Linked DNA regions of Mus musculus: all the other regions are linked to region 1. The links are chromatin loops, found by intact Hi-C in ENCODE. Cell type or tissue: left cerebral cortex. All regions are shown on one strand. Region 1 has its middle 13 kb from the start of Inpp5d. Region 2 overlaps Inpp5d (inositol polyphosphate-5-phosphatase D). Region 3 overlaps Inpp5d (inositol polyphosphate-5-phosphatase D). Region 4 has its middle 16 kb from the start of Gm46099.

Region 1 (8,000 bases):
CATGTCTGTAGAGCAGTGATGCCCATGAGCAGGAGCTAAGTGACATTTTCTGTTCTAATATAGTGAGTTGGGTGATGCACCATCATGTCTTCTTTTCTTTTGTTTGTTTAATTGAGACACAGTCTCTGTGTGTAGCTGGCCTGGAACTTACGATGTGCCTAGGCTGGCCTTGAACTCACAATGATCCTCCTGCACCAGTCTCCCAAGGGCTGAGATTACAGATGTATGCCATTGCTCCCAGCTATTGTTTAATTAATATGTACAGTAAATGTTACCATCTTAGGAATGAGGTAGGGAGACTGGTTTGTTTGTGAAATAAGATTGCACTGAGTAGCCCAGGTTGGCTACTTGTGGCTATCCTCCAGCCTCAGCTTTCTGAATGCTGGGATTCAAGACTTGAGGCACCACAGCCAGAGAGACTCCATTTTAAAATGAGGTCTTCCCTCTTCTTGTCTTCCACTCAACAATGCACGCTTTTGCTTTTTATTATAACATTATAAAGCATGTCTAAAATGTATTTTAAAACCTCTTTGATTTTGTAACACAATTTAAAACAAATACATTGTATGGCAACACAAAGCCACTCTCTTTATATCTTTATTTTGGAAGTTGTGGTTTTTGCTTAAGTTGGTTTTTTGTTTCTTTTTGTTTGTTTGTTTGTTTGTTTTTTAATAGAAAATCAGGCACAAATGAACACATTAGCTTAGGACTCTATAGGACCAGGATCATCAGTATTGCTGTTATTAGCCCCCATATCCTGTTGTCATGCCAGCATTCTGGGCAGGGCCTGAGGTCTGGTTGTCTGCTCAGAAACACCCGCAGAGCTCCTCAGAGTCAACCTTGTCCTCTGCCTGCCACAGCTGTCCACCACCCCGCTGAGTGTTGAAACCTTTTCGTGTTGATAAACTCCTTTGAAGTTGTGGATGATGCTCTCAGTGCTTCTAGATGGCATTCATCACGTTCCTCGGTGACATCACTCAAGCCTGAGCAAGGTTCTTGATGTGATCATAGAGGTTGCAAGACTAGAATGGAGTCAGGGTTTCGCCAGCATCTTGTCCTGAAAGGTGTGGTGCTTGCCAGTACTTCTGTGGCTTGCCAAGTTACTTGGGACTCCTTACACTCCCTTAGGACACTGGCAGTGTGTGCTTATTAATATACTGTACTCTAGCAGTGTGTACTTATTAATATACTGCAAGGCTCTGAGGCACTCATCTAGCCAGAACTTAGAGGAATCAACTTGTATCGTGCCATACCACCCCTAAGCAAGTCATCTGTCTCGTCTGTAAAAACCTGAAGACCTTGCATTGACGTGGTCTCTTAGCTATGGAAAGTCCTTTCACACATCTGTCCCAGAGCAGGGATGCTTCACCCATATTCAACATTTACTCTAGTCACTAATCTGTCCCAGAGCAGGGATGCTTCACCCATATTCAACATTTGCTCTAGTCACTAAATGCTGTTTCCTCCACAAGTAGCTGATGCAGAACTACCCACAGTTTGTCAACGACTGAAATACCCTGATGTGGTATGTGACTGTATGTATGTGGCACTGTCACCAATGACACCCTGTCGGGGGGGGGGGGGTGTCTCCTAACATGATAATAGTGCTTAAAAAGTTCTTATTTCTGGTGGTGTCATGGATGTTCTGATAGTATAAGCTGGTGTTCCATTCATTTGTCTGGAGCGAGGCTGGTGACAAAAACCCACTGCACAGTAGGCTGTATAAAAGCAGGCTAATACAGTCAGTTACAGAACAACATATTTATTTATTTGGCTTTAGTCTTTCTATATAGCTCAGGCTGGACTCAAACATGAGATCCTTCTGCCTCAGCCAGCCTCCTAAGTGCTGGTATTGTGGTATGGGACAAGAATATTTTGTAATGATAATAAACAGCCATGTTCATTTTTAACGCGTTGTGCTTTTAACCAGTATTTTGTGCTGCTCCCCCTACTTTTAAAAAGGTTTGACTGTACTACGGTGAGCCAGCGTCTTGATGACATCATTTTCTCCTGTTCCTGATTCAATCTTGCATTTTTCTGTCCATGTAACCCTCAGGGCACCAGCAGACATTACACAGCTGCCACAGCAGCAGGCCACACCTTCTAGGTCCATGGAACTTCATTTGCATCATAGGACTGCATCGACTTCTTCCAAGTCAAAGATCAAGGATACTCATGAGGAGGACGGTAGCTGTGGTTGTGAGCTGGGAAGGCTCTCTTCCCATCTGGCCCCTGCGCTCTTTCCTGTCTATCCACTCCCCTTGCTCATTTCTCTCTCCATCCAGTCTTCTCTCTGCTCCTTCTAGCTGCCACATCTCCTCTAAGTTGCCTCAGTTAGGGCACTGCTCCGTTGGACTATCATCTCGCTTCTCAGTTCCATTTGCATTTCTGCTTCTGGACGAGATCCTCAGGGTGGTCTTTACAAGTCCTACACCAGGCTTTGGACCACATCCTTAAGGTGGTCTTTGCAAGTCCTAGCATCAGGCTTCAGCAGACACAGGTTTCCTTCAAGCTTGCAAAGTTCGTTGCAACTGGTCTTAGAGCACTTGGCTGGCTTCCTGGGAACAGGCTTGCCTTGAGGATGGAACGATGGTAGCCTCAGTTCATCCTATCTCTCCTCCGTATCTCTGAAAACTCTATTGCAGCAGTTCAGATCAGACATGGAATCATACACAGGACCAGGGCCAGAGTCTGAAGGCCAGCCTTGTAACATTTGGCCCATCTGAATCACACTGTATCTCAGGAAAGTGGGGAAGACATCTCTGCTGAAGGGTGAGAGGCAGTGAAGCATGGCTGGCCTGGGGGGTTGTTTAGGATAAGATAGAAATCCTGTGTGACTCAGATGATCAGTGCCCGGAGGGCAGTGCCTTGGCCAGCACAGGATTGGGTAGACTCCTGGCACCCAATGGTGCCACAGAATGCTGGCACAGGGTGTAGCCAGCATCACTAAGAATCACCTCTGGTTAACAACCTTGCTTTGAAGGAGGATAGCATCTTACAAGTACACAGCTTACCCGCAGCTTCTACAACCCTAGGTTAGGGCCTGAGCCTTGCAGTTTCCACCGCCAGGGGGCGCCTTGACCTCTGGCCTCCCCAAGCCTGAACAACATTCAGGTGTCAATCAAGACCAGCTCGTCCCTTTTCAAATAAAGCCAGCAACAGGAACAGACTCCATTTCCCAAGAGGACAAAGAACTCATGATGTCTTGATCCGTGCTTCATGGCATAGTTGAAAACGGGAAACCTGGCTGTGACAGAAAACCAGGCAGTGACAAGATATGGGTGGGATCAAGTGGGTAGGAAGAATTGAGTAAGAACTTGAGCCAGTGTCGCCAGGACTCTTAGGGACAGGGCATAATAGTAATGATACAGTAGTAAATGAAAGAGACAAAAGACAAAAAAAACAAAAAAACAAAAACCTCAAGAACCAAAAAACCACACACAAAACCAACCAACCAACCAATAAAACAACAACAACAAACCAATTTGAAATAACCATCCCAGAAGAACGCTCTGAAGACGCTCAGTCTGGTGGCAGATTCCTAATTCATCTTTTTTTTTCCACCCTGGGACTCCATTCCCTGAGTCAAGCCCCAGACCAGAGGGTCAGCCCACCACAGTTGCCAGGCTACTTACTGCACTGTGCCATGCCTGGACCTCCTCCAACCTGTGTTCTGGTCTCCAGCACTTCCCAAGCGTGAATCACGACAGCCTCCCTTGGCAGGGCCCGCGGCCGCGCTTCCTAAACGCCTTTTCTGCCAACAGCTACCCGCTTTCTGTGGTGATTACGTGTCAGCTGCTCCCTGCTTCAGACTTTTTACCTCTTCCTCTATGCTTCCTCAGCCAGCAGCTATCTTCACTGATCTGCCAAAAACCCTCACTGTGGGTTCCAGAATCTTCTCCCCAGCCCCGTCTTCCTCCTATGCCACCCGCCCTACCCTCAGCCGACTTTGAGTTTCCGGGGTTACACCCTGGTTTAAAAAAAAATGTTTCTGAAATGGCTTTCCACTTTTGTGGGACCGGCTGCTGCCTCACCCTGGGCCATAAGCCTTTTCTGACACCTGCTGAATGCTGTCCATCTTCTTTGCCCCACCTCCTGAGCCTCTACAATAAGCCACGCCTCTAGAGCGCTTGCCCCGCTACAGGCTCCTCTTCCCACTTAACCACCACACTGTCACGTTGTGGGCACTTGTCTTAGATCACGCCCCACAACAGAATATCATGGACGGTGACTCCAACAACGCAACAACAGGTATTTATTTCTTGTCATTTAAAGGGTGGGCATCCACAATCAAGGTTCTGACATTGCTGCTTCTGCTGAGGGCTGTCTTCCTGACTGGCAGGCGGCTACCTTCCATACTTTCCTTTGAACCTACCACCTTTCTGACTTCGTTCGACTTTAGTTGCTACTTAAAAGCACCATCTCCAGAGACAGTCACTTTGGGAGTCACCACAATTCACCCCTTAACAATACCTGGACTGTAGCGATAGATTGCCTCTAGGTGCAAGCACTGCACTAACATTTATGTATGAGTTACCTCGTCCGGGCCACACAGATACTCCTCAAGGCAGACATAACCTCCAACTTCACGCCTGAGAAAGTGAGAACCAGAGAGATTAACCAACCTGCAAATTAGCAGCACACCAGAGCTCCTAGCTCATATCTGAGGATCTCAGAATGGGACTGTGTGCTGTAAGCCTTGAATTAGATAATCAGAACTTTACTGCTAGACTCTGCGATTCCTTTACTCAAAGGTTTCATTCTCCCAGAATCCTCTCCTGTCTGCAAACTCCCAAAGCTCCCCATAGCTCAGACTATTATATCCTGTGACTTCAATGACTTAGGAAACCACTACTGTCCCTCTTTGGTATTTCCTTCCCTTACAGGGACCAGACAGGAGTCCCCTTTACTCTATGCCTGAGTCTTGAATCTTTAGCCAGTTCTATTGATGGTAGCTATAATTGTAGAACACAGGCAAGCAAAATTATGGCCTCCAAATCCTGCTCCACTCCTCTGGCCAGTCCCCAGCCTCTGCTCCACCCCCACCTTCTCCCAGTCTTCACTTCTACACACCCAGTCTCCCTCACTCTTAATGTCCACAACCCCATTTGTGTTTCAGATCCTGGACATCCTCAGAGCCCCTTTCTGCCATCTCTGTCTGAAATATTCCAGCCAGACTCCCTGAACTCCAGAGAAACACAAAAAAACAGGCAGCCCCAGCCCTAGAATAACCCATGTTATGTGTCCAAACAATGTGGTAGCCAGGGACTTCTAGGCCTCCGCTGAGCACCAACCTCCTCCGTTCCCTATCTCCTGTATTCATGCTGCTCTACCCAGCTCACTTCCAGATTCATCAGACTTTAAAATTCTTCACCTCACTGCCCACAAAGAAGAGCAGATCTCCCAGACCACCCTCCTCTGCATCTGCCTTTATTCTCACACACTCTGCTCCTCCAAGGTCACCTTACTACCAAGTTGGGACTGGCTCTCAAATCTCTCATGGTCCTGGCTTTTCTCCTCTCCTCCCCACCCACTCATCCCCTTCATCTTGTGAGAGCAAGCGTGATGGTTCCTATCCTTAAAATCCCTCCCTGCCACAGGTTCTCAGCTTCGGCTATAAATATGAAAGGCTTCCAGCCAGACCAGCTCAATAAAAACCTGCAGGGCAGGCCCTGGGCTTCTCCCTGGGGTCAACAGCATACCTTCTTGCCTAGCCATCAACCCATCTCTTAGCTTAGCTGACACTTTGGGTCTAATTGTCCTCACTTGGCGACTGTTACAATGTAATCACTTCCTACCTGTACCTGCCTTACCCTCTCCTATGGTCTGACCAAAAACTTCTCCGCCTACCAGGCCACCTTGTAGCTCTCAACCCACTCTGTCACAGCCTAGCCAGAGACCCTGAAAGCTTCTTCATTCGATAAATCCTCTAGGCTCCCTCAGCGCTGCTTTCCTTTGTGACCAAGGTCTTCTCCATACTCTTGGGTGCTTGAGAGTGCTCCCCCCTTCTGCATTTTCTGTTGTCTAGTCTACACTCTCTGGGGATACCTTCTCTGACTAGAGCCTGCAAATCCAAGTTCCTAGCCAGACCTCATTCTAAGCTCCCACCCACACATCTCCCCAATGCCTGCCTTTGTGGATAATCCTGGAGGCACTTACACCCCACTCATGTGAATTCTCCCATCTACACTCCAAAACCTGTTCTTCCCCGGACACCACCTATCCAGATTTTTGCCACCAAGCTGGCTTCTTCCAAGTCGGAGGGTGACACCCCCCATTCCCACCTCTTCCTGCCACCCACATCCAATGAGCTTTATAATGTCTTAGGATTCACTTACTTCAGGTCCTGCCTCCATCTGTCCTTGTATCACTGCCCCAGGGCTATTTGGAGAGGCTCTTTCCTGGGCCATCTCCCTCACTGCTATCTCTTCCCATGTCTGCTAGGAGTGTCTTGTCTTTCTGATTGGACCCTTGTCTGCTTGGCTCTGTCCTGGGATAAAAGGACAGCTTCCTGCTCATCACACCAAGCTCCTCCTTGCCTCCCTCCCGTTTCCTGGCCTTGCCCTTCTGCTCTCCCACTCCCAAGCTCTCTCTCCATTCCAGGACCAAATCGGAACCCTGCATGCCTCCTCACTCCTGGACTTGGCACCTAGTCTTTGAGAGCCTGCTTCCAGAAACACACCGGGGAACAAACTTTGCACCTCTTAGAGCATGCTGGGACTTCTTGGGGCCTTCTTGTTATGTCCCATGATACTTAACAAAGGGCTAATCCTCCTCAGGCCCTTGTCCCGTTCCTCTGTGGCCAGGCTAGAAAAAGGCAGACTCGGGAACCTGACCTAGCCTCTCGTCAGCCTTTGCAGTCATGAGCAAGAGGCTTCATTCTCCTCTGTCTTCGTCTCTTCCTTGGTAAAGTGGGGTCATGACAGTGGCCACTGGCTGCAGGTTGTTAGGAGGATCAGATCCTGGACCTCCAAGGGCCTGAAAGCGGGCATGAGGCAGTTCTCAGTAGACTCTTCCTCCAGTACAGTGCAAAACATGTTAAGTCTGCAATATGTATGTGACTCGATTCAAGGAAAAGAAGGCCTGAGATGACAGTATATGAGAGTCCGGTTAAAACCACATTCAGAACGTCCCCAAAAGATCTAGAAGAAAGGCAAGTGCTTCTTGTCAGGGAGGAACACGGGACAGGTGGCAACAACTACCAGGGCATCTGACCCAGAGCTTGGGCCTAGGCTCTGACTGCCCCACCCACACCACCCAGAAACCCTGGCCAGATGAATAAAGTCAGGCTGGGTTATTAATACCAGAGCATTTAGGACTCTATGAGTCTGGGATTTTCTATGCTTGTTCACTTTGGATATTTTACCTAGATTATCCCCCACCAGGAAGATAATAGAGACTGTGATTTATGACTTCAACAACGAATGAATGATGGAAGCAATATGTCTAGAAACTTGGGCATTTGAAGGTTTAGGAAGCCGACAATTACATGACAATGTAGTTCTAAATCAGGAGTTGTGAATGTGTTTCAAGAGCTTTTGGAGGTTTATCTTGACTCAATAACACCTTACGAAGGAGTTGGTGATTTATAGAAACAATCCCCAATAAAGACCAAAATGTGTCCCCAAAGATGTTTCCTCCAGTGTTATTTATAGGGACAAGGAGGGGTGGCCGCAGCGTCTAGCAGAAAAGAGGGCAGCAGTCAAGTGACCCTGGCTGTGTCTGTTGGCTTATTACTTTCTGCAGACGAGCTTCTGGGAGGACATGTTCTGTGTGTCAAGCATGAAGAGAAAGCAGAGCAGGATTCTAGTTCAGTTTTAATATGTGCTGTAGTTTGGGAGGAAGGGGAGAAGTTATTAGGTTAAAGACCCTGAAGAAAACTGACCCTGTGGTCAGTTGAGTTTTGTTTTTCCTGGTTCTTTTAAATCTCCAAACATTTGGAACCTATTGCAGTATAAATATATATATATATATGGCATTTGGGAGAAGCAGCACCTTGC
Region 2 (8,000 bases), 76 kb before region 1:
TAGGATTAAAAGGCTGTACCACCACATGTGGCCTAGCATTGTTACTTTTAAAAGCATCTGGGAGAGTACAGTACAAGGCTGTCTGGGAGAGTACAGTACAACATATGATTTTATTTAACATGTGCTCATTTGTATTTCCTGCTTTCCTAAAACCAATGAGATCTAGATTATGTAAGGAATGCAGTTACCCAGGATCAATGGGCGTCAAGACTCACCTTAGCTGCAGAGCGAATTCAACCCTAGCATAGGAAACATGAGCCTCTGTCTTGAAACAAAACAACCAACAGAAAAAAAACCCCAAAATATCTATCCACATCCTCTCTCTCTCTCTCTCCCCTCTCAACATTGTTCCTTTATTATTAATTTATTTTAATTTGACAGAGAAAGCTGTACATAAACACCATGGCACACAGGAGGCTCTGAAGCATGGGCACGCAGTGGAATGGGTAAATCTATGTAGCACGGGCAGTGCATCACACAGCCATCCCAGTAGCCAGAGCACCCAGCTAGCACCAAACCCTAGCTCTCAGAGCTTCTCGGGAGTTCAGTTTGCTCTAAGTAGCTGTCACCAGTGGCCCTGCTGCAATGAATCTCTGGACTTATTTGCCCTGTACAAGCAGTATGCACTATTCTAAGCCAACGGCTTCTGGCATAGCCTTCCCGCTCAAACCATCAATCACTCCCCAACTAGACACAGTAAGGCAGAGAGAGCCCTGTCCTGATGATGTAAGCTCAGCTCTGTAATTTCCCTACAGCTTGCTACTCCAGAGTCCAGAGGCTGTCTTTCCTACTTCCTCTCTTTACCTTCCACCCCCATTCCATTCTGTCCTCACAGAAACATGGAAGGATAATTGTACCAATGACACTCCTCCGCCAGTGGCCAATTGCACCAAACACTCTCTCCACGCCAGGCATCACACATTTTGATATTCATTCTTTTAAGCCTTGTAGCAACATGCAACCAAGGACCAGAATGGGCACCAAACCAAGTCACAGTGACTGAGCTGGGAAACTCAGTTCTTGACTTCTAATACCTCCTGTGCTATTTACTGATGGAGCTGAGGACCCAGTACCCCAAAATATAGCACCCTGACAAGAAGGATGAGGAGGGAGAAAGGATTTTCTGGTCTTCCTCTAAGCTGGAGATAAAACCCTCATGTGACAAGTATGCTCTCTGTACCCGAAGGGAAGGCATTTATTGCCAAGGACAAACAAGACTGAGAGGAGTCTGAGCTTACGGGCCTGGCCAAGCTCTTCCCATTGCCCTAAACTTAGCCCCCAGCCCCTCTCTGCTATCACTTTCTAGCTTCCCACCTTTTGGAAATCTGGCTACAGCACTCTGCTTAGCCATCCTCCTGGTCCTGCTTTCCCTGTAAGGGCTTCCACGTCACGAGACTTACATGTGATCAATCCATTCTCCTTTCTTTTGGTAATCTGTCCTGGCTTCTGCCACGAACTCAAAATGCAAGAGGGAAAAAAAGAGCCCTTTTCTTCCCCAGTGCTGAGGTGTAGGATCAACAGGTCCCCTTTCTAGCCCCTGCCTGGGCATTCTCTCACTCAACTTAGAGGAGTGAGGAGATGTGCAAGTTGCTCTCATAAGCATGCAATCTCCACCTGACATCTGTTGTCTTCATCCCCATTTTACAGATGGAGACTGGAGGCGCAGAGAGGCTAGGTTACACAGCTGGCAGGAGGTAGAACCTGAATTTGAAGGTGGGCTTGTCCAACCCCATATGGAGATGAGCATTCACCCAGGGCTACCCTCAGAACCACCTGCATCCATAATTCAACAGCGCCAAGGTCTAGCCTAAAACTTCTTGCTTGGGAGTTTTTCCAAAGTCCTCTTCAGGAGGTTAGGTCATTCAACATTCCCATTGCCCTCCTATTCCATTCTACACTGTCCCCACATCTATTTCTGTTCTTTAAGATCCTGTCACTCCACCTTATGCACTCGCTGGGAGACTCTTCCCTCAGGCACCTGTCCAACCAGTAGCTTTTTTGAGATCTCAGCTCACAAGCTCATTGCTTAAAAGGGCTAGCCTCCTCTGTCCATTCTCTCTTCCCAAAGGATCTTTACCTATCATGCTGTCCTGATTTCTTCAAAGCTTCCGAGTAGCTGAAGCCACTGTATTGGTAGATTTAGCTGAGAATTATTCACCCTCAATGCACCAGAATACAAATTGCATGTGGGCAGGGACCATATGGGTGGCTTGCTTCTCTGGATGCTGCTCTGCCCACAGCAGCTTCTCCGCCAGCTGTCATGGGGAACTTTCCTGCTGTGTGTACAAATACTGGACAGTACAACAGACAGAAGAGCTGCAGTGGCTCAACGGTGTCCATGAGGAGAGCTGGTGGAAAGGAAGCTGGGTGTTGGGCTGTCCCTCATGTTGTTCACTCAATCTTTCTCATCCCTGAGAACTGGAAACTGAGGTTCAGAGAGACGGGTCAAGGTCCCCCAGCTGCCAAGTGACAGAGCGGCAGTGAGAGTTTGGACCATTTAGACGCAGGCTTCATATACTTCAGCTCCACAGGGTTAGTGATTTGCTATGGGTGGTAACCCAGCAGCTCTGCCAACAATACCGTGAGTACAGGGCCTGTCCCGGCACAGTGAGGTAACTGCATGCTTGCAGGGAAGAGGACAGTCACACAGACACATGAAATCACCGTGTGTACACAGGACTGCTATGGGGCAGTTGTGACAAATTTATAATCTCATTTTCAGGGCTGGCGGCTAAGTATGCAGGGGAGGCCCCTAAGGAGTGCCCTTGTATCAGGAAAAGACTTCCATAGGCAGGGAGCGGCTTGGGGAGCACCCATGGACAGGGACTACCCTGCAAAGGGGGTGGGACTGGCTTTTGCTGACAATCACTGAGGTGGTTTGAATGAGAATGGCTCCCATAGACACATATATTTGAATGTTTGGTTTCCAACTGCTGGAACTGTTTAGGAAGGATTGGGAGGTGTGGCCTTGTTGGGGGAGATGTGGCACTGGGGGCGGGGCTTTGTGATTTCAGAAGCTGACGGCATTTCTAGTTTGCCCTCTCTGCTTTATGCTTGTGAACCAAGACGTAGTTTCTCAGCTACTGATCCAACGCCACACTCCCCTGCCTGGTACCATGCTCCCCATTGTGATGGTCATGGGCTCTAACCCCCTGGAGCTGTGAGTCCCACATCAAACACTTTATTTTGTAAGTGGTCTTGGTCATGGTGTTTTGTCATAGCAATAGAAAAGTAACTAAGACAGTCGCTGTTGACATCTAGTCACTGGTCATTCATAAGAGCTCTCACACAGGAACCAGAACATGGGGTGTGTGTTGCAGGGTTGGGGTGGGTGGCTTACTTTTTTTGTGGCTGTAGAACTTGTCCTCAGAACCATCCTTGGACTTCTTAACGATCAGTTTCCCAGACTCAACGTCCACTTTGAGATGCATTTTCTGAGGAATGCCCAGGGACTCTGACTTCACCTTCAGAGCATAAGACATGCAGTCAGTGGCTGGCTTTGGTGATGTCAACTCTGATTTATCTACATGGCTGGGATGGTCAATGTCCCGGGTGAGGCTATCTGGCTCGCTATTCCCAGGCTTTTCCCACCCTGGCCTGATAACACCCCTATATTCCATAGCATGCTGGAAAAATGGCTGGCACCGCGGCTGAGCCCAGCTCGCCCATGTGTAACCCAGCTGCTCCACCAACAGATTTGGTGGAGGAAACAGATGAACTGTTGGGAAATGGTTCATTCACTGATGAGTTTGACAACACTTATTAATCTGATGTGTCATCTACTTCCGGAAAGAATCTTAGCAATAGATTCACACTCTGGGGCCTTGTTACAACCGCTAATTGAACATCGACTGGTAATAATTAGGAAGACGATTCCTACGCAGACATGTTTAGAAAATGAAAAGCTAAGCTGGGTGTGGTGGAAGGTTTAGGTAGACTCAAGGAGGCTATTTGGGGGTCCTATCTCATGAAAACAAAAATAAAAACAAACAAAAAAGCCCCCCTAAAGCCAGGAGCAGTAGAGAAGTCAGGCAAGATGGTTTTGTGGGAAAAGGAATCTGCCACCAAGCATGGCAATCTGGAGTCAATCTCTTGGGACCCACACGGTAGGAGAGATCCACTCTTGCAAGCTGTCCTTTTCCTTCATATTCTCTCTCTCTCTCTCACTCACTCACTCACTCAGCACACACACGATAGACAGACAGACACACAGACAGACAGACAGACAGACAGACAGATGATAGATAAATGTGAAATTTAAAAAACCAAGGTGGTAAGAAGAAATGGAAATCTGTTTTTTGTGAGACTCCTCTCAGGGATGAAGAGGGCTTTGGGGTGGGCAGTGGGGTGTCTCATAAAGGCAGGACCAAGTTGAGCTGGAAGTACAAGAATCATGGGGGTCCATTAAGAAAAATACACCTGGGCTGGCGAGATGGCTCAGTGGGTAAGAGCCACTGACTGCTCTTCCAGAGGTCCTGAGTTCAAATCCCAGCAACCACATGGTGGCTCACAACCATCTGTAATGAGATCTGGCGCCCTCTTCTGGTTCATCTGAAGTCAACTACAGTGTACTTATGTATAATAATAAATAAACCTTTAAAAAAAGAAAGAAGGAGCTGGGCGTGGTGGCGCACGCCTTTAATCCCAGCACTTGGGAGGCAGAGGCAGGCGGATTTCTGAGTTCGAGGCCAGCCTGGTCTACAAAGTGAGTTCCAGGACAGCCAGAGCTATACAGAGAAACCCTGTCTCGAAAAACAAAAAAAAAAAAAAAAAAAGGAAGGAAGGAAGGAAGAAAGAAAGAAAGGAAGAAAGAAAGAAAAAGAAAGAGAAAGAACCACCTTTCTAGGTCTCCACTTAAGCCAGTCATTTTTAAGGAAATCATAAGAATTGTTTTCTCCCCCAAAAAACAAGAAACAAAAAACTAAAAAGCTGGGTGGTGGTGGCGCACGCCTTTAATCCCAGCACTTGGGAGACAGAGACAGGTGGATTTCTGAGTCTGAGGCCAGCCTGGTCTACAAAGTGAGTTCCAGGACAGCCAGGGCTACACAGAGAAACCCTGTCTCAAAAAAAAAAAACAAAAAAACAAAACAAAACAAAACAAAAAAACCAAACCCCCAAAACAAAAATAATTGTTTTCTCCCACTGTTCCTGTACCAGACACCATTTTATAGGCAACGTGTGGCCCTCAGTTTGATGTCACTTCTCCTTCCTATTTTAAGGAGGTTCATACCATCTTGGACCAATGGGGAGCTCTTTCGTTGCAGCCTCCCATGAGGGGTACTTCACTGGTGCATTTAGGCAGCGATTTTAGTGTTTACCCACTGCCCCAGCGAGGTGGCTGGCCTGACTACTATTCTCTGCCATTGAGTTCCTCGCTCCTCACAGCCTAAATCAAAAGCACTCTCTTCACAGGAACCGACGGCCAAATACTGCTCCAGAATCACTCACCTCAAAGGTGACCGGAGGGATAAGGGAACGCCTGTTGGTAGATTCTGAGCCCTCGTGCAGCAAGGACTTGACCTGTGGACAGCAGGAATGTCAGCGAGTCATAGGAATGCAGAACCTGGGACTTGGACACTCAGTGCAAATAGGGGACTGCAGAGAAATCAGGAGGTGCTACAGGACACCTGTGAGTACCTTATCTTCAATGGAAGACAGCAGACTTGTCAATTGGCTGAGTTTGGCAACCATGGTGATGGGACTGGCCTCTCCGGGCACCTGGGTAATGAAAATGAGAACAAGGTCTGTCTGAGGGTGAGCTGTGGGGTGGGCACTGGATACCTTCCTTGCTGGTCCTCTTTCCACCTTCTACCTTCCAGTACCATTATCACCCCGTCTGTAGACAAGGACATGATGGGGTGTGTATGTATGTGTGTGTGTGCACCCCAAATTCCTCATGGCCAAAAAAATAGATCTTCACTTCTTCCCTCTAACTCCACCTCACCCACAGTGCTTCTCACCCCACCTACACAGTCCTTAAAATCTCTGGGGCCGTCCTCGATCATCCATCACCTTCCCGCCCTCCTACATTGCCTGAGCTGCTGGTGTTCTTGTTCGCCTTCCAAAATATACCCATCCCCACAGCTTAAAACCCTCACTGGTCTCTTCCCACAGTAGGCTGAACCACAGGCAAGCTCCAAAGCCTGTCTCTGGAGGTGCTGCAGGCTTAGATGCTCCACTCTGAGCCTTTTCCTCCTCACTTCTGGTCTTCCTCCAGCTACTCTTGCTGAGGAGTAACCAGAGGCTTGGATTTCATCTAGGAAGGGCGCTCTGCCATCTAGATCTCAGATCCCATCAAGAGCTGCTCCCGGACTACTGCAGCTCAGGCAAGCCCTTCGTTGTCTCTGTCAAATCACCCTGCTGTGGTCTGTATCATTTGTGAGTTGTGTGTAAAATTCCCCTGCTAGAATGTGGACTCCATGACAGTTGAAACCACCATACTGTGTTCAGTGTTTTAACCCTGGTGTTTGGCCAATAAAGATACTTAAAGGACCTGTTTGGTGGCCATTACAGCTCAGAACCCTATAGTTACTTGTCTAAAGACAAATAGCTAATAAATTGCTATACCAGACTGGGACTGGTACCCACATATGCTGGACCTGACTCCAACCATATATTTATAGATTTATGCAAGGCTGAAACATGGGCTGCATGAGTGAAGGTCCCAAGTACAATCCCAAGCAACGAAGAAAGAAAGGTCAAAACAAAGCTAAACTCTACAGTATCTACCTTACCGTGGACATGCTTTCCTGCTGGAGAGGTGGAGCTAACAAGCTACCCACCCTTACCTAAGGATGTAAGATGAACAAACTTGATGTGTATATAACTAACTTGAACAGTAGCCCTTTATCCCAGCCCTTGCTTATGCATGGGCTTACAGGCTTGTACTGTCAAACATGGCCTTGGCTACACTGTTGAAAGGGCTTTGCAGGCCCGATACAGGGCACATGCCCTCCCTTGGCCAGCAACTATTTTGACTGTTGTGTTTCTTTTGAACCTCTCTAGCAGCACTTCTCTGCACTCCCCAAGGAAAGGGGCTCTACAGCGGCAAGAGTCAGTGCCCTTTCAAGATGCCAGGCATACTGGACATATCTGTTCCTTTTCTCCTCGTGTAGGGTAGGAAATTACTACACGGCAAGGGAAGGAAGAACTCTGGAGATGTCACTCTGAACTCAGGCCTGGAGCCAGTTTTCTTTCCTCTACCCCTTGTAGCAGGTCAGCCCCCTGGACTGTGAGATCTGAAGGCCTATCAAGATAAGACATTCTTGGGGGACTAACAGATAGCTTAGTGGTTAAGAGTACTTTCCAGTTTTCCAGAGGACTTGAGTTCAGTTCGCAACACCCACTGGACAGCTTACAACTGCCTAGAACTCCGGTTTCTGGGGGTCCAACACCCTCTTCGGAGTTCTGTGGACATCTGCACACATTATACTCTGTCTGTCTGTCTGTCTGTCTGTCTGTCTGCCTTTCTCTCTCCAAACAAGGAGAGCTGCATGTGGTGGCACATGCTTTTATTTCCAGCAATGAGGAAGCAGAGGCAGGAGGATCTCTGTGAGTTAGAGAGAGAGAGAGAGAGAGAGAGAGAGAGAGAGAGAGAGAGAGAGAGAGAAAGAGAGTGCAATATTCTCTGCTTTATGGGAGGTTAGGAATGAGACCTGAATTCTACTACTGGTAGAGGTTGCCACTCTGTTCTGCGTCATACTGCCCCTTGGACTTACCCTGGCCACTGCAGGCCCAACTCTGGAGACCTGGTCTCTCTCCTCACCTACTTCAAATACTTGGGGTGTGCTCTTCCATTCAAGCCACTTAAACGCTGGTGTCTGGCAGCATCCGTGGTGCCTGCACTACATTTGCTTTTACTTTCTTAGAAATTAACCCATCCTTCACTTCAAAGGCAGCAAAGAGCCAGTTTCCCCGGGCTGATGCATATTTTTAGTTGTATAAATAGAACACAAATACATTTTCCCTGTGAAATCTTTGTGGGAGACCAAAATAGGCCG
Region 3 (8,000 bases), 51 kb before region 1:
AATCTCTTGTGAGCACTGTTAAACCACCTGAGTGGCAGCCCCTGCCAAGATTTCCAAAATATTCTCCAGTGAGTGGTTCAAATGCAAACAAGAATGGAATAACAAGAATAATTTGATAAGATGTAAGACCTGTGAACTCACTTCAGGTAAAGTGTGTGTGGTCTTGTCAGGGCTGGTTAGAGAGAATCGATGATTCGAATCGATTCGAATGCCACTGGGCATTCGGAAAGAGAATGAAAATATCAAAGAAATTTGAGATGGGCTGACTCCTGAGTGAATCTGGGGAAGGAGTCTCATCAGGGAGTGGAGAGTGCCTAAGGACTGCATGTGTGAACACTGGTGCGATTGGGGCTTAGGGGGCGTGCAGGCTGAGATGCACATTATCTTATACAGCAGGAAAAAAAAAAAGCCAGAACCAAACCCAGAGACGAGGCTCTATGCTGCACTATTGAATTGTAGACATGTTCAAGGTGGCCGTGGCAGGCAGAGTGGGGATGGGGTAAACAATGGTGGGTGAATAGGCTGTGTATTAAGCAAGCAGAGGAAGGAGAAGCTAAAGGGATCCCCAAAAGGAGCAGGCAGGAGCTGGAGGCAGTTGTGACTGCTGAGAGCTGTTAGTCAGCCATGCCTCCCTGGCCCCTGCTCATGCTTGCATTGTCATGGAGGCCAGGGAGCAGGGCCTGGCAGGCCAGGATGGCTGACCACCTAGGTGGGTCAGGCTTCCGGGAAGATGGGGAGTGTAGGGTTGAGGTCAAATGTCAAGGATGGGGAAGCAGGCTCCTCCAGGTGGATGCATGAGCATGAGCCAGCTTGGAGCGGCGCTGCTAAGAAGGGAGGCTTTCCTCTGCCTCCCATAGGCACAACTCCCCAAGTGTGGGATAGTTTGGACTGTCTTCCCACTTATTAGAAAGGCAATCCCTGTATTCATATGTACATGGTGTTTGGAGGTAAAGCCTTTGTAATAGGTGTGTGTGTGTGTGTGTGTGTGTGTGTGTGTGTGTTTACGTGATGGTGTCAGTGGCTCTTGTTGCAGAGGAAAAGCAATCTCAGCTCACCCTTGCTGTCTGGCCATATGATACCCCATGCCATGTTATGATACAGCAAGAAGGTCCTCCCTAGATAGAAGTCAGCACATTGCTCCTAGGATCCTACATCCAGAACTGTGAGCCAAATAAGCTGTATGCCTCTATTCACGGGTGTCTGGCTAGGACCTTGCTCATGCTAGGCATTTGCTTTACCTTCAAGCTACATGCCTGGACTTTAATCTTTAAAAGTGACCCTGTTTGTGGTACTCAGTCAGAGCAACAAGATCCACTTATTTATTTATGTATGCAATGAATATGCACATATACAAGGCCAACTGATGAGACAGATGGGGATGAGACAGGAGGCAGAGATGCCAGGTGGGTGCTGGGTCCATTTGACAGAGAAATGTCCTTGCAAAGGCCTTATGGCCACACTATAATATAGATTCACTACCCAGGAGCTGGGGCTCAGGGACAGCTCTGAGTGCTTTGTACTTCTAGTACCCAGAAAGGATACAAGGGCCCTCCTAAGGGAAGCAAATTCCCATGAGATAAATTTCAATTGTTATGCCATGTGGGCCAGCAGGAAGCAGCCTGTCTTCACAGGCAGCAGACAGAGGCAGAGGAGATGGTGGAGATATGGGTCCCAACAGGCCAGAGAAAGGGGTCTCTTGGAGGCACAGTATAAAATGCTGTCTTCATAAGATGGGCTTAAAAGGCCCTATGTCCAGGCAGAGTGGATAGTGAATGGCCGGCTCTGTGTAGCCAATAAACCCCACTAAGCCTAAACCAACACGTGGGAAGATCTTCTAGGTGGCAGTGTACTGACTGTGGGCCAGGAGGAACAATAATGTCCTTTAGTAATGAGCCTAGAGGTCCCCTTCCACATGAGATGTTGCACATATTCACCTGCCTAAGAGGCCCCCCTCCCCACAGGAGCGGGGTCTACATACTACATCTCGGTCTACCGTACTTCCTGTAATTCTGAGGAGCCTGGCAACCCCTGATTCTGTGGGGTTACCACACTGGAATCAGAATGACAGGCAAGAATTTGTAGTTTTAATTGTGAACTTGACACAGTCTAGAATTATCTGGGAAGAGAGTCTCAGTGAGGAATTGTCTAGATCAGGTTGGCCTATGGCGTGTGTGTGTGTGGGGGGGCAGGGAATAGGAGAGGAGTATTGCCTTTTTGTTTTGTTTTGGTTTTTTTACGATAGGGTTTCTCTGTGTAGCCCTGGCTGTCCTTGAACTCACTTTGTAGACCATGCTAACCTTGAACTCAGAGATTTACCTGCCTCTGTCTCTCTCAAGCACTGGGACCAACAGCACCCGCCACCTCTGCCTGGCTACCACTTTCACCTCCCCGTTACAAAGGGCCGTAATGTGGAATTATGAGTGAAAACAAAAACAAACCTTTCCTCCCGCCACCCCCTTAGTTGCTTTTTGTTATTACAGCAACAGGAAATAAAACTAGGTTAGATACCTTCTGTGTGCTTGGGCTTGGAGGTAGAAACAGTGAGAGGTGGGGCTTGGTGTACCCCCTTTTCTCCCAACAATCCCAAAGGTGGTGCTTTTTCGACTATTTTAAAATGTAAAATGTGGTCAAGAAAGGTGTCATAGGCATTAGTCATAGTCCTAGCAGGAAGCAGATGGCCATATAAAACTGGCATTTGGGGAGAGTTTGGTAGGTAGAGAGGAAGAGTTCTAGAGCTAACAGCGGAGGGAAGCAGTTTACCCCTACCCCCCTGGAACCTCCCAGCAGAAGGATAGTGCTGGAGCCCACTGAGAACTCCCAGCAGGAGGGAGCCAGTGCCAGAGGACCCACCCCCGCTTCTTCACTATCTTCCTCTCGCTGTCTTACCACCTGGCTGGGGCTCTCACTGGCTAAACTCAAAGGAGTGAATGAACCAGAGGACAATCATGATGGCAGAGAAGCACCTGTGTGTCACATGGAACATGAGGCTCAGATCAAGGCCTAGTTCATAGTTCCCTGCCAGCAGAGGGGCGTGGCTCTGGATTCTTAGCGTCTAGGCCGCCAGCTTTTGTTCCTCATTCTGCAGCTAAGGCCTTCCTTAAAAGATACACCAAGTCATTTTGAAATAGAGAAGGAACCCCAAAGGTCTCGAGTTAGCTGTGGGCCTCTAACAGCCTTCTGAGCTGTTTACTGATGTACCCTCACTGTGCCCCTTAGGAATGATACCCCACAATACCCATGGACCGTGAGGCCCCTGCTCCCCGGTGACTCTCCTCTTCCACTTGGCAGGCATGAATTCCTTCTCTCCTTAACAGATTAACTATAGCATGTGGCAGGCAGTTTGATCCAAGAGAGAGAGAACCTGAAGATGAGCGGGTGTGGTGCATGGTGTGGCCCGAGCCCTTTCACTGTGCTCCACCCTCAGCCTCAGGCTCTTCCTACTTTAAAATAATGCTTGTAACTGGGATATCCCAGGCTTGAGGCTGATAGACCTCTCCATGGGATTTGCTTAATCAACAGACTGGACATGAATTTATTATGTTCAGAATCAAAAGTCACACACAAGACAATAAAGTAAGGATTAGTTCTGTTCACGAAATGAAATATAGTCCTTGTCTCTGATTAGTTAATATGTCTACACAGAGTAACTAGAAGCAATGTTTTTTATAAGGCCTTTATAGACAACAACCCAAGGAGTCAAGCTTTGAATGCACAGCTCACTCTGCCTTGGGATATAACTGTGGTTCCTACTTTACCAACCCCCCCCCTTCACAAGAGCCTTGAAAAACCCTGTCTTATAGCCCAGGTCTGTTGACAGGGGAAACTGGTACGGTACATAACCACAGCCCACTGTTCTGAGATACATCTGCTCCATAAAACAGACCACGCTACTATAAAAGGTGCAGGGAGGTGGAGGGGAGTGGACTGCCCAGCTAGATCTTATAGGGAAAATCTTGTTCTATCTCTTGGCATCTGCATCTACCAGGGAGCAATATCCCAGAAGGTACAAAGCCATGCACAAAGGTTTTTGGGTATGGAGGGTTGGTTGGCCTTCAGGCTGGGGGGGTCCAGGTTTGAGGAAGAGGAGGGAGGGCACTGGTACCTTTAAGACTAAGGTCATCTGAAGGTCAGCTGGTGGTCAGACTGCTGGCTGCTTTTTCAGATGCAGTCCTGGGGATGACTGAAAATACCCTGGGGGCAGGGTGGGGGTGGGGAGCAGGAAAGAGCAGGCCTGGGCGGTCAGAGCCCTAGACAAGCTGAAACATCCCAGGGGATAGTTTTAATGTCAGCACTGTCTGACATCTCTAAATGCAGAACTGAAATAGACTGGGCACAGGGGAGGAAGTCTGCCAGCCGCTGAGCAGAAGTGTGGTGCTCCGGGTGGCCACTCCTGAAGGTTGGGGTAGCCTTCCTTTTAGGTTGAAAAGACTTCCCAGAGCAGGACTGCAGGCCCAAGATGCCAGCCCTTGGGAGGCAGAGACCGAGGATCAGGGATTCAAGGCGATCTTTAGCTACTTAGCCATTCTGAGGCCGGCCCATTCAGTTACCATGGAGATTTTATAGATGGTGGGAAGTGGGAAGTGGGGAACCCAAACCAAAGAGCTCCATGCAGATTCACACCAAATCAAAGCACCCTCTTCAGGTCCAAGGAGAAAGTCAGAAGACAAGGCTTAGGCAGCAGGGTGAAAGCAGGGTGAAAACACATTTGTCTGCGGGCAGAGGGGTGCCAGTGATCGTGTTTATTATTTCTGCTTCTTAGTGAGGACCCTGAGTCTGCCAGTTGAAAAGACGGTGATTGAGGGACAGGCAGGGGCTAGACTCAGTCCAAGCTTGGGGGTGTTCCACAGATACAACTTACACAGAAGATCTGAGAGCTGTGCTGGGCAGGGGGCAGGGGAAGGGGAAGGGGGACTGTGGAAGGGGGGTGGCAGCAGGGCAGCTCAGGAGTTCAGCTGGCCTGACCAGGCCTTTGTGTTTTAGATAGCATGGTCTGCCATCTCCCTATGCAGTTATCAGTGTGTCTAGGACCCAGCTTCTCCTGAGTCTCTCTCCACAGGCCCCTCTGCCCTCTCCTATCTCTGCAGTCATCAGGAAGTTTCCTCTACCTTCCGTCTGCCTTCTTCTCAATGTCTACTCACCTCCTCTGCCTTGGCCAAAAAGACTTCATGTGGGTGAAGGGGAGAGCGCATGATTTCTGGGGCCTCTGGGATTTTGTAGAACTTACTATTATTTTTAACAATAATTTTGAAAGCTTTTGGGAGCACTCAAGAGCTGGGGTGTGCATTCATGTAGGATTGATATTTTAACTTTTATTTATTGATTGATTCAAGTTCTTACATTATAGCCCAGACTTGACTCAAACTCATCATCTGAGTGTGGCGATTACAGGTGCAAACCACTGCTGGTCAGGATGACATCACTTTGGCAGCAGTACAGGGTAAGAGTCTGTACTTGAATGAGGGAGGTAGGGTGGAAGAAAGGGGAAAGGGGCAGGGACAGGGATCTGGTACAGCTAGAACACTAATAGACTGAGGAGGCGTGGCCAGCTAGAGAGACCCAGAAGCCTGGGGAAAGGGGCAGCTTGGGCTGAGAATAGTTTGGGGGACTGCTTTAGACTCAGAAACCTGTCTTTAGTTCTAGGGCTGAGAGTGGTTTCTCTAAAGGATATCCCCAAAGAAGACAGCTCACCCCCTTCCTTCTTCCTCTGAGAAAGGATTTTGCTCTGGAACCATATAGCTCAGGCTAGAGTGGAACTTGAGATCCTCCTGCCTCAGCCTCCCAAGTACTGGGATTATAGGCATGACCCACCATGCCCAGCTCCCTTTCCTCTGGTTATTAGCACAGTTTCATTGTTTCGTCGCCTTTGAAGTAGCTAGAGCCAACTTCCGAGCTGGGGTCATGGCGATGGTAGGGACACAGACGGATACAGAGACAGTTGGGCTGAAGGCACAGCGGACACTGAGGTAAGGAAATATCCAGATCCTGAGAAGCCACAGGAGATGGTGAGGCCAAAGGGACAACTGAGCAGGGCACTGGTTTCACACCTGCTAAGGAACAAGGAGAAGCATGCAAGCCAGGCTAGGGAGGGAGCTGCAGAGCAATTCTGTTGTTTGGGATTTGAATGGGAAGTAGCAGTATGAATTGTATACACACACACACACACACACACACACACACACACACACACACACTTCCTCCCCCACCTTCTTGGTTCTGTCTGCTGAGAGGGCAGAGACTAACAGCAATGAGCACTGTTCACATCTTGGGTGCTTTCCCCATTACAAAGACCCAGAGGTTCTTAAATTCAGCTAAGAGCCTACAATCTGGGGCTGGGAAGGCACAGCAGAACCTGAGATATATATTTCTAGAGTAGAGGTTCTCAAACTATTGGTTGTGACCCCTTTGGCAAACCTCTATCTTCAAAAATATTTACCTTCTGATGTATAACAGTAGCAAAATTATAGTTAATGAAGTAGCAATGAAATTAGTTTTATGATTGGGGGTCACCACAGCATGAAGAACTATATTAAAGGGCCACTGCACTAGTAGGTTCTAGGGAGAAAAGCCATGCTTTGAACGGGAAGACAATTTGTCAAAAAGAGCCAGGAACCACCAAGTGTAGCAGGAGGAGCAGCCAGTACACTCTGAACATTGAAATGAATAATGAAGATAGTTACAATCCACTGGGTAAAATGAGAATTCACAACTTTATCCTTACATAAATAAATCAGAAGGGAAGCTTTCCCTACAGCGAAATGTCAATTAATAACTGTGGGACCAATGATAGAAGAGGCAGTCAGCATTTGGCAGCTATCATGGTAACTACTGATGCAGACGCACTTCACCAGGGGATGCTAAGACCAGGTGGGTGAGAGTTTGAGAGATGACACATTTAGATAGTCTCGGATTATTTCCACAAAACAGGTGTGTGTGTATAATTTTCTAGTTTTATTTTATTTGCTTTGTTAGGGGTTGAATTCAGAGCCTTGGGTATGCTAGGCAGTTGACATTCAAGTTGTTTATAGCTATCAGCCTAGTCATCAGTCTTTTATTTGTTTATTTTGAGACAGGGTTTTATTATGCAGCCGAAGCTGGACTCAAACCCCTGATCCTCTTGCCTGTGCTTCTGAGTGCTGGGATTTCAAGCTGTGCTGCTATCCTTGACTGCAGTCATTTATTTTCTTTTTGACAGGGACTCGTGTGGTCTAAGCTGGCCTTGGACTTACTATGATGCCTGGGACGACCCTGAATTCCTGAGGGTGTGAAGATAGATCAGTGGCCAAGAACAGAATAGTGTGAGACTCTGGTTTCAATCCTAAGCAGAGGGAGAGAGGGACGGAGGGACGGAGGGAGAGAGGGAGGGAATATTAAGACCCCAAATAACAAATATCTAATTTTGCAAAGAGAAACCCCTTCAGATGTTATCTTAGCTTCACACTCAGAGCGTACTCTAACAACTGCGCAGAGCAGCCGGCATGTCACCTTGAGCAGGAGTAGTAAGTTTAGCACCACCACTGAGAAGTCCTGCTGGAAATGGAAATGCAGAACTGGACCCAACCACGAGGAAAGCCCTGAAGAACTCAAACCAAGAAGCAGCCTACAAAATTACTACCAAGTTCTCAAAAACAAAAAAAAAAGTCAATATCATGAAGGAAGGCACAACACAACAGCACCCCCAGGTTTGGCGACTAAACATTGGTCCAGGAGGAAAGTTATTTTATGTGTATAAATTATAGTTCACATAGTTACACAAATAGGATGTTTTATATTGCTGCTAAGACTGCTGGAGGCATTTGAGTGGAGCTATGGGAGTGGACGGTAGGCCAGCATTAATGTCCTAATTTTGATGGCTGAATATGGCTATGAATGAGATAGTGATAATAGGGTACTGTCAGACCCTTCCTCTCCAATAATTCAGAAAAACAGCAGTGCAATATGAGAGAGAATGATCAGTGTATTATACGTCAAAACGCTCAGTGGGAAGATGAGAGAGAAAAATG
Region 4 (8,000 bases), 73 kb after region 1:
AAGTCAGGACAGGAACTCAAGCAGGGCAGGAACCTGGAAGCAGGAGCTGATCAGAGGCCATGGAGGGATGCTGTTTACCGGCTTGCTCACCCTGATTTCTTACAGAACTCAGGACCACCAGCCCAGGGACGGGCACCATTCACAACAGGCTGTGTCCTCCCTCATTGATCACTGACTAATGCCCTGCAGGCTTGCCTGCAGTCAGATCTCATGGGCAGGTTTTCTTAATCACAGTTCCTTTTTCACAGTGGGTACCTATGTGGTTCCTATGTAAAAGCAGCCTGAAGATCATGTCAGAAGTTCCTTCGTGCCTTCAGGGACCGAGGTTCTTTCTAGCATCCCACTCTGTCATCTTTTAAGATGACTGCCAGAGCTCCATGACATCACAGCTACAGTTCAGGAGGGAAAACGGGAGGGATGAGTGGTTGATGTTAACTCTCTGTCTAAGTGGATTCCTTGGAGGCTGACCAGCTGACACTACTTGCATCTCATTGGCTAAAACCACATTGCAACGACCTTTTGCAAAGGCCGTTGGGAAAGGAGTTGTTCCATGCCAAATCCGATTCTCTCCCTCTACGCACTGGCTTTCACTCTAAAGCATCTCGGTTTCTCGGCACCGCTCTAATTTGTATCTCTGTGCTGACTATGAGGTTGAGTGTCATTTCCATGCATTTCCTGGTTCTCCACTGACTTTCTATTGGGTGGTGGCCATTCAGGTCATTTGCCCATTGCTTGTGTATTTATTTTTACATTTGTAGTTCTTTATATGTCAAAAAAAAACAACCCAAAACAACAACAACAACAACAACAACAAAAACAAACCCAAAAACCATGGCCAAGCCAAGCATGGTGCTCGTGTCTGTAATTCCAGGACTCAGGACACAGAGACAAGAGGATCAGGGTGGATTCAGGGCCACTTAAGCCTACATGGCGAGGTCCAAGACAGTCTGGGCTACAGAGCAAGACCTGGCTCAAAAAATCCAAAATAAATCAGAACGTTCCTGTCCCAAGATGTACACTGCAAATATTTCTACCCATGTATCATAATTTCCTGCATTCTAGTGAGCATAGATTTTTAATTTTGCTGACATTAACTTATCAATGGTGTTCTCTTAAGGCTCACTGTTGTGTTTGCTACTCATCAAATACCTAACTTCCATAGACATTCATACCTCAAGTTCTGCCTCTCTGTCTCTCAGTCCATATGGCCACCCAGCTGCCTTAGCGCCATTTATATGAACGGCCTTCAGCTCCTGTCAGTGAGTAATATCTGTGCCTTGTCTTTTATTTATTTATTTATTTGTTTATTTATTTATTTATTTATCTTCCTTTCTTTTCTTTTCTTTTTTTCTTTCTTTCACTTTTTTTTTTTTTTTGAAACATTGGTCTCACTATGTAACCATGCTGGCCTTGAATTCACTACATAGTCTAGCTTGACCTTGAATTCATGACATTCCTGCTTCAGTCTCCTCAATGCTGGGGTTGCAAGCATGAGCCACTGTGGCCAATTTGTTGATTTTTTTTTAAAAAAGCTCCACACTATGTGCATATGGGTGGGTTTATCTCTAGACTTCTCATTGGTCTTGTTGACTACCTTGTGCCAGAACCACACTGTCTTCAATTCTGTAGCTTTGTGCTTAAAATCTAGTAGTGTGAGCCCTCCTACATCATTCTTTTTAAAGACAGGCCTGACTATTTTAAGTTTTGTGTTCCCATATAAATTTTAGAATCAGGATGTCAATTGCTACTCTCAAAAATATGCGGTTGAAATTGCTTTACCCTTACAGATGAATCTGGGGATCCTTGGCTGCTTCAATTGTTCAGTCCATGAATAAATCCCAACTTATTTAGTTGGCTGCATCCCCTCTGTTCAGATGCTTTAAAAACTAAGCCAGTGATGATGTGTAGGTCTAGGATGCGTTTTATACAGATTTTTAATTCTCGTATGTGTTATTCATATATGCATGTGTGTTCTGGAGTTTATGTGTGTTCATGTGTGTGACTATAGGTGTGTGTACTACGGTGTTCCTGTGGTGATCAGAAGATCACCTGGGGTGTCCTCACTTTCTACCGTGTTAGAGCAGAGTCTCTTTTTCTATGTAAGCTGTGCTAGTTGGCCTGCTCACTGGCTTACAGTGATGGCTTACAGCAAGCTTGCAAGGATTCTCCTGTCTCTGCCTCCCACCTCTCCATGGAAACACTGGGATCACAGATGTGCACAACTGTGTCTAGCTTTACATGGACTCTAGGGACCTCAACTCAGGTCCTGGAGCTTTCCTGGAAGGTGTTTTATCCCGGAGCCATCTCCCCAGCCTGGATTTATACATATTTTAATTAAATTTCTTGCTTTTAAAAAAATCTTATTTTACACACTAGTTTTTTCTATGTCTGCTTTTAAAGTATTTATTGATGAACAAAACACATTGGTAGTGCACAAAGATAGTTATCTTGTCAGTTGGGGAGAAGTGGTGAACTCTTACACGTTCACCTGGTATTCCATGATAGTGACAAATTTGCTTATTCTATTTTTTTTTATGTCACTGTCTTAGTTAGGGTTGCTATTGCTGTGACAAAACACCATGACCTAAAAGCAAGTTGGAGAGGAGAGGGTCTGTTTAGCCTATATTTCCACATGGCTGTCATCACCAAAGGAAGATGGGGCAGGAACCTGGAGGCAGGAGCTGATGCAGAGGCCATGGAGTGGTGCTACTTACTGGCTTGCTTCCCCTGGCTTGCTCAGTCTGCTTTCCTATAGAACCCAGAGCCACCAGCCCAGGGATGGCTCCACTCACAATGGTCTGGGTCCTCCCCTACCTACCGACTGATCAATTGATCAATTGATCGATAGTTGAGAATTTGCCCTACAGCTGGATCTCATGGAGGGATTTCCTCAACAGAGGCTCTTTCTCTTAATGACTCTAGCTTGTGTCAAGTTGACACAGAGCCAGCCGGTACAGTCACTTTGGGTTTTCTATGCTCTGAATCTTACCCTCTGTCTCCTTTCTCTTGTTTTTCGGGACTCTTTGAAGCTCTTGTTTCTCCTGACATATAGCACAGTCAAGTAAATCCTCAACAGCAATAATGTTGAATCGATATAGCTCTGATAGACATCTTTGTTCATTCCCTGCCACAAATCAGAAACCTATTCAGACTCACTCAACAATTAATTATAGAAAAATCCCAAAGAATCTAAGTCTAAGAAACGAAGCCTATCTTCACAGGAACTGGAGCAGCATCAGGAACCAGAAACACCCAGTCAGTTTCTCTGGGGCCCTTCCCTCTTGCTTCTCTTGTGAACTGCTCTGTTCTCCTCATTCTCTTTGTACAACTGGGAATTCTTCTCCATTTGCCCATAACCTAAATGGCAGCCCTTGCCAAGTTAACCTTTCACCTTGACCTTCGAAGGGAGAGAAATTGGTTGTCCACCTTTGGGTCAGGTATCTACCTCTATGCTGGTTAGGTAAAGGAACAGGGGAGAGGATTAATGGGCCATCCCCATGTCATCAGTAGGACCTGGGTCTACAAGACCCAAGGATAGGGGCTAAAGAGATGGCTTGGTCGTTAAGAGATGTTCTTGCATCATCAGGTAACCAACCACACACGTATGATATATATTTATAACTTATATGTATATAATATACTTATATATATATAATACACACACACACCCACATATATATATTCACACCAATACACAGGCATTGAAATAAATCTTGAAAGAAACAAAAAAGTCAGGGAGAACCAGGCAACCCTTGGTGTATCTATTGTTATCTGTTAGGGTCTGGATCTCGCACGAGAGAATACTAAAGGATGAAGAATACTAAATGCATGAAGTAAAAAGCTACAGATTGAGGTAGGGACAGCAGGGACTGCTGGCTGCAGGTTAGAGGACTAGTTGGCTAGGGTCTTCAGAATGGCTGCAAGAACCACAGGCCTTTAGTCTCTGAAAACTTGGGGGTAGGGTTGCTGATAAGAGGCATGCATCGCTTTATGATCAGTACCTACCCACAAGGTTCTAGAATTGTCTGCAGCTCAGACAATTACGGAGCACGATTCCATGTACTGAGTTACAGTGATGCTGGGCGAGGTGATCAGAAGGAAGCACAGTCAGGGCAGAACACTGCTCCTTACAGAGAGACACTGGAATGGTGCTTCATTTGCTGAGCTAACTGTAACACATCATTATTAGAATCGGTGTTGTGTGACTTTTCCCAGCGAGTGTATTTCTATTAACCGTAGAAACAGAGGTCAAAGGTAGATCAAAGCAATGATTCTGCCAGGTCCAGTGCGGTGATCCAATGGGTCTCCTGGGGTTACTTACAGGAGCATGGGTCAGGAGTTATTTGCAAGAACACAAGAGCATCAGGTAGGAACATCACAGAAAATCCTATCCCAGCATGGGCAAACAACTCACAAAACTACATTGCCGGAGTGCCCCATGCAAGATTCAGGCAGCTACACCACCAAAGGCTCCTCTCCTCCTCGTTCCTGCCAGCTCCCAGCCATGGTTTACTGCTTATGTAACTTGACTAGGTGGAGTCAAGTTCCGTGACTAACATCTACTGATCCATCTCAAACACAACCACTGCCATGAATTCTCTAGCACCACTAAAGACTCCAGTGTGGTACTGTGAGTCTGAAGTTCTGAAGCTGGACAAGGACCAGGTTCCATATTGGAAACTGTTTCCATGGAAACACACAAATGGCACAAACAGTTACTCTGGGGGCAGCTTGTTCATCAGTGCTTGCTCCAGTTGTTGCTACAAGAGAGCCTTACAGTAACAAAGTTTCTTAAAATAAAACACAACAAAAGTGTAAACAAGCCCAGAGACTTAAGAAGTAGTAGTAACTAACTGTAGCAATGTAGCCACTTTTTTAAAAAGATTCCTTTTCCAGTCAGTACACTGTGGACCAGAGGTGGGTGACTAGGAAGACTGTAGGGAGTAGGAGTGGGGTATCAAGTTTTAAAAGACAAGCAATTTTGGACACGGGTCAAATATTTCAAGATGCTAAGAAATGGTTGTTTATTTCCTCGGACTCTCTCATGATATGGCAGTTATTTTTTTTTCCCAGCCATGTGTAAGTCTTTGCATCTTTTGGAGAGACACCCTGGAATATTTCAGATGGGACAAAATGATGTCCAACATTTGCTCCAAAATAATGCAGGCTGAGGGAGCAGTGGGAGGAGCGGAGATAAAACACAGGCCTTGAGCAGGGAGGGCTGTTGGGGCCTGGGGTACATGTTTGAGACGTTCCTCATAGTTCTCTGTCTACTTGAGTGTGATTGAAACATCTCCATAGTAAAAAGTTTGAGGTTTTTTTTTTTTAATTAGGTTCATATTGAAAGCTTTTTAAATTGTTGTTTATTTGATTATTAGTCATTCTGGACTAGAACTGGTGGGTGCTCAGGGCACTAAGCTACATGCCACATTCTAAAGCTTATTTGGAAAACAAAAAACAAAACTTAAAAAAGAAAAACAAATGGTGCAATTTTTCAGAGAAGCTGCCCAGGTCATGGATTCCGTAATGTCTGCTTTCCCATGGAGCCCATAACCACCATCCCAGGGTTGGCACCACCCACAATAGCTTGGGCCCTTCCCCATAAATCACTAAGAAAATGCCCTACAGTCTCGCCTACAGCCAGATCTTATGGAGGCAGTTTCTTAATTGAGGTTCTCTCCTCTAGATGACTTTAGCTTATATCAAGTTGACATAAATATCCAGCACAAAGGACTTGCTAGCCTATGCCTTATAGCTCACATTTCTACTGCCAACTGACGTGACAGTGACCATTTATTTAGCAAGGGACATACAAACCAGCCTTCTCCGTGTCCACATGGGAAGCAGCTGAGCTCCCCACACAGGCTGCCCCTTTCTGTGACCCTCCAGCAAAGCATCAGAAGATTCCAGACCCTCAGCTGTGGAGACTGAAGGGAGGGTGGTTTCACCTATGAACGTCTATTTTTACACAGTCTGTGACTTACATTCCACAGCTTGAGATGCTAATTTCATATACTTTTGACAGCTGCGTCTTCTTTGCAGAATTTCTAATCTTTTTCCCCCCTCTTCCTGATGTTGAAGAGACATGCTTGCCCTTCCCCACAAGGCCTTAGAGATGTGGGCTTTAAAAGGTCACGTACCTCTCTCAAGTGTGACCCTAGAGGTGAATGAGTCTCTCTGGCCATCTGTACCTGCAGCCAGGTGTGGTAGGGGAACAGACAGGGGCTGAGAACTGCAACAACTCTAATGGAAAGTCCTGGAAGGCACAGTCCATGGCCTCACTCATCCCCTTTGCCATGTAGTAATACTTACACAGGCTGGGCGGAAGCTCCATGGTAAATACTGCATAAAGTGGGCGGGCTAGAGCAACCCTGTAACCCCAGCACTCCAGAGGCAGGAGAGGGAGCAAGAGCTCAAGGTCGTCCCAGACTGCATAGCGACTCAGAGGCCAAAAGCAGGCTGGTCAGTGGTGTCACTTGCCTTTAATCCCAGCATTCAGGAGGCAAAGGCAGGTGGATCTCTGTGAGTCTGAGGCCAGCCTGATCTACAGATTGAGATTCAGGACAGCTAAGGGCTCCCGGAGATGGGCTAAGAAGCCACAGTAACAAATCTGTCCCTTTAACAGTGAGAAAGGTGCTGGGCTCAACAAGGCATCCTGCTCCAAGTGCAAAGCCTCCAAACAGTCATAGAAAACACAAGATCTCAATGTGAGCAAAGTGGCGTTCCCTATTGCTGTGTCCAAGTACCAGACAAAAGCAGCTTAAGGAGCTGTTTCCTTCGGCCGCAGTAGAGGGGATACGGTCCATGGGAAAAGCATGGCGGCAGGAGCTTGAGACAGCTCATACTGTGTCTGCAGTCATGTTGTAGACATAGTGTGTGGGCTCAACTCACTTTCTAGGTTGGTTTGTTTGTTTAGTCCAAGACTTCAGCCTAAGGAATGGTTCTGCCCACAGGGGAGGCTCTTCCTAGTCCAAGTAACCAAATCTAGATAATGCCTCACGGACATGACCAGAGGGTTGTCTACCAGGTGATTGTAGGTTCTGTCAAGACGGCAATCAATGCTAACGACCACACAGACACATGAAGGAAACCTCATGTACCTTGGAGCAAATGCAGAACCAAAACTGGAGTCTTCTCTCCAGTCCTGGCCCGATTGCCCTCGTGGGTTTCAGGGATATGGGGAATTCAATCCTACATCTTTTTTTTCCATTTTTTATTAGGTATTTAGCTCATTTACATTTCCAATGCTATACCAAAAGTCCCCCATACCCACCCACCCCCACTCCCCTACCCACCCACTCCCCCTTTTTGGCCCTGGCGTTACCCTGTACTGGGGTATATAAAGTTTGCGTGTCCAATGGGCCTCTCTTTGCAGTGATGGCTGACTAGGCCATCTTTTGATACATATGCAGCTAGAGACAAGAGCTCCGGGGTACTGGTTAGTTCACAATGTTGTTCCACCTATAGGGTTGCAGATCCCTTTACCTCCTTGGCTACTTTCTCTAGCTCCTCCATTGGGAGCCCTGTGATCCATCCATTAGCTGGCTGTGAGCATCCACTTCTGTGTTTGCTAGGCCCCGGCATAGTCTCACAAGAGACAGCTACATCTGGGTCCTTTCGATAAAATCTTGCTAGTGTATGCAATAGTGTCAGCGTTTGGATGCTGATTATGGGGTGGATCCCTGGATATGGCAGTCTCTACATGGTCCATCCTTTCATCTCAGCTCCAAACTTTGTCTCTGTAACTCCTTCCATGGGTGTTTTGTTCCCAATTCTAAGGAGGGGCATAGTGTCCACACTTCAGTCTTCATTCTTCTTGAGTTTCATGTGTTTAGCAAATTGTATCTTATATCTTGGGTATCCTAGGTTTTGGGCTAATATCCACTTATCAGTGAGTACATATTGTGTGAGTTCCTTTGTGAATGTGTAACCTCACTCAGGATGATGCCCTCCAGGTCCATCCATTTGGCTAGGAATTTCATAAATTCATTCTTTTTAAT

What was found. A loop is a pair of places that touch in the nucleus more often than their neighbours do. Peaks named below come from ENCODE experiments on the same cell type or tissue, not always from the same donor. Only the 100,000 strongest peaks of a DNase experiment are listed, where the experiment ranks them.
Region 2: a loop joins it to region 1, with 4 times the contacts of the local background. A loop is called at or near these places in 3 of 42 quality-filtered maps.
Region 3: it touches region 1 in a loop (4-fold over the local background); 2 of 42 quality-filtered maps call a loop at or near these places.
Region 4: a loop joins it to region 1, with 2.0 times the contacts of the local background. A loop is called at or near these places in 4 of 42 quality-filtered maps.

The regions. Positions count from the first base shown.
Region 1 is chr1:87,603,680-87,611,679 of GRCm38, reverse strand. No RefSeq gene overlaps it. Among named protein-coding and RNA genes, the nearest start is that of Inpp5d, 13 kb to the left of the region's middle. In left cerebral cortex, a CTCF peak has its summit at 3,063 (motif pointing right); DNase peaks (open chromatin) are centred at 4,519, 5,472, 6,177, 7,683 and 2 more places; H3K27ac peaks cover 4,931 bases.
Region 2 is chr1:87,679,207-87,687,206 of GRCm38, reverse strand. It overlaps Inpp5d (inositol polyphosphate-5-phosphatase D), which reads right to left. Exons shown (of 27, transcript NM_010566.3): 7 at 5,638-5,718; 8 at 5,449-5,520; 9 at 3,341-3,464. Among named protein-coding and RNA genes, the nearest start is that of Gm33470, 42 kb to the left of the region's middle. In left cerebral cortex, a CTCF peak has its summit at 4,530 (motif pointing left); DNase peaks (open chromatin) are centred at 1,427, 2,206, 6,090, 7,950 and 1 more place; H3K27ac peaks cover 5,737 bases.
Region 3 is chr1:87,654,519-87,662,518 of GRCm38, reverse strand. The region is part of intron 2 of Inpp5d (inositol polyphosphate-5-phosphatase D); the gene reads right to left. Among named protein-coding and RNA genes, the nearest start is that of Inpp5d, 38 kb to the right of the region's middle. In left cerebral cortex, no CTCF peak of the experiment used is centred here; DNase peaks (open chromatin) are centred at 1,478, 2,757, 3,012 and 4,431; H3K27ac peaks cover 2,626 bases.
Region 4 is chr1:87,530,901-87,538,900 of GRCm38, reverse strand. It overlaps a transcript of Ngef not described here. Among named protein-coding and RNA genes, the nearest start is that of Gm46099, 16 kb to the left of the region's middle. In left cerebral cortex, no CTCF peak of the experiment used is centred here; DNase peaks (open chromatin) are centred at 1,737, 2,994, 4,598, 5,822 and 1 more place; H3K27ac peaks cover 710 bases.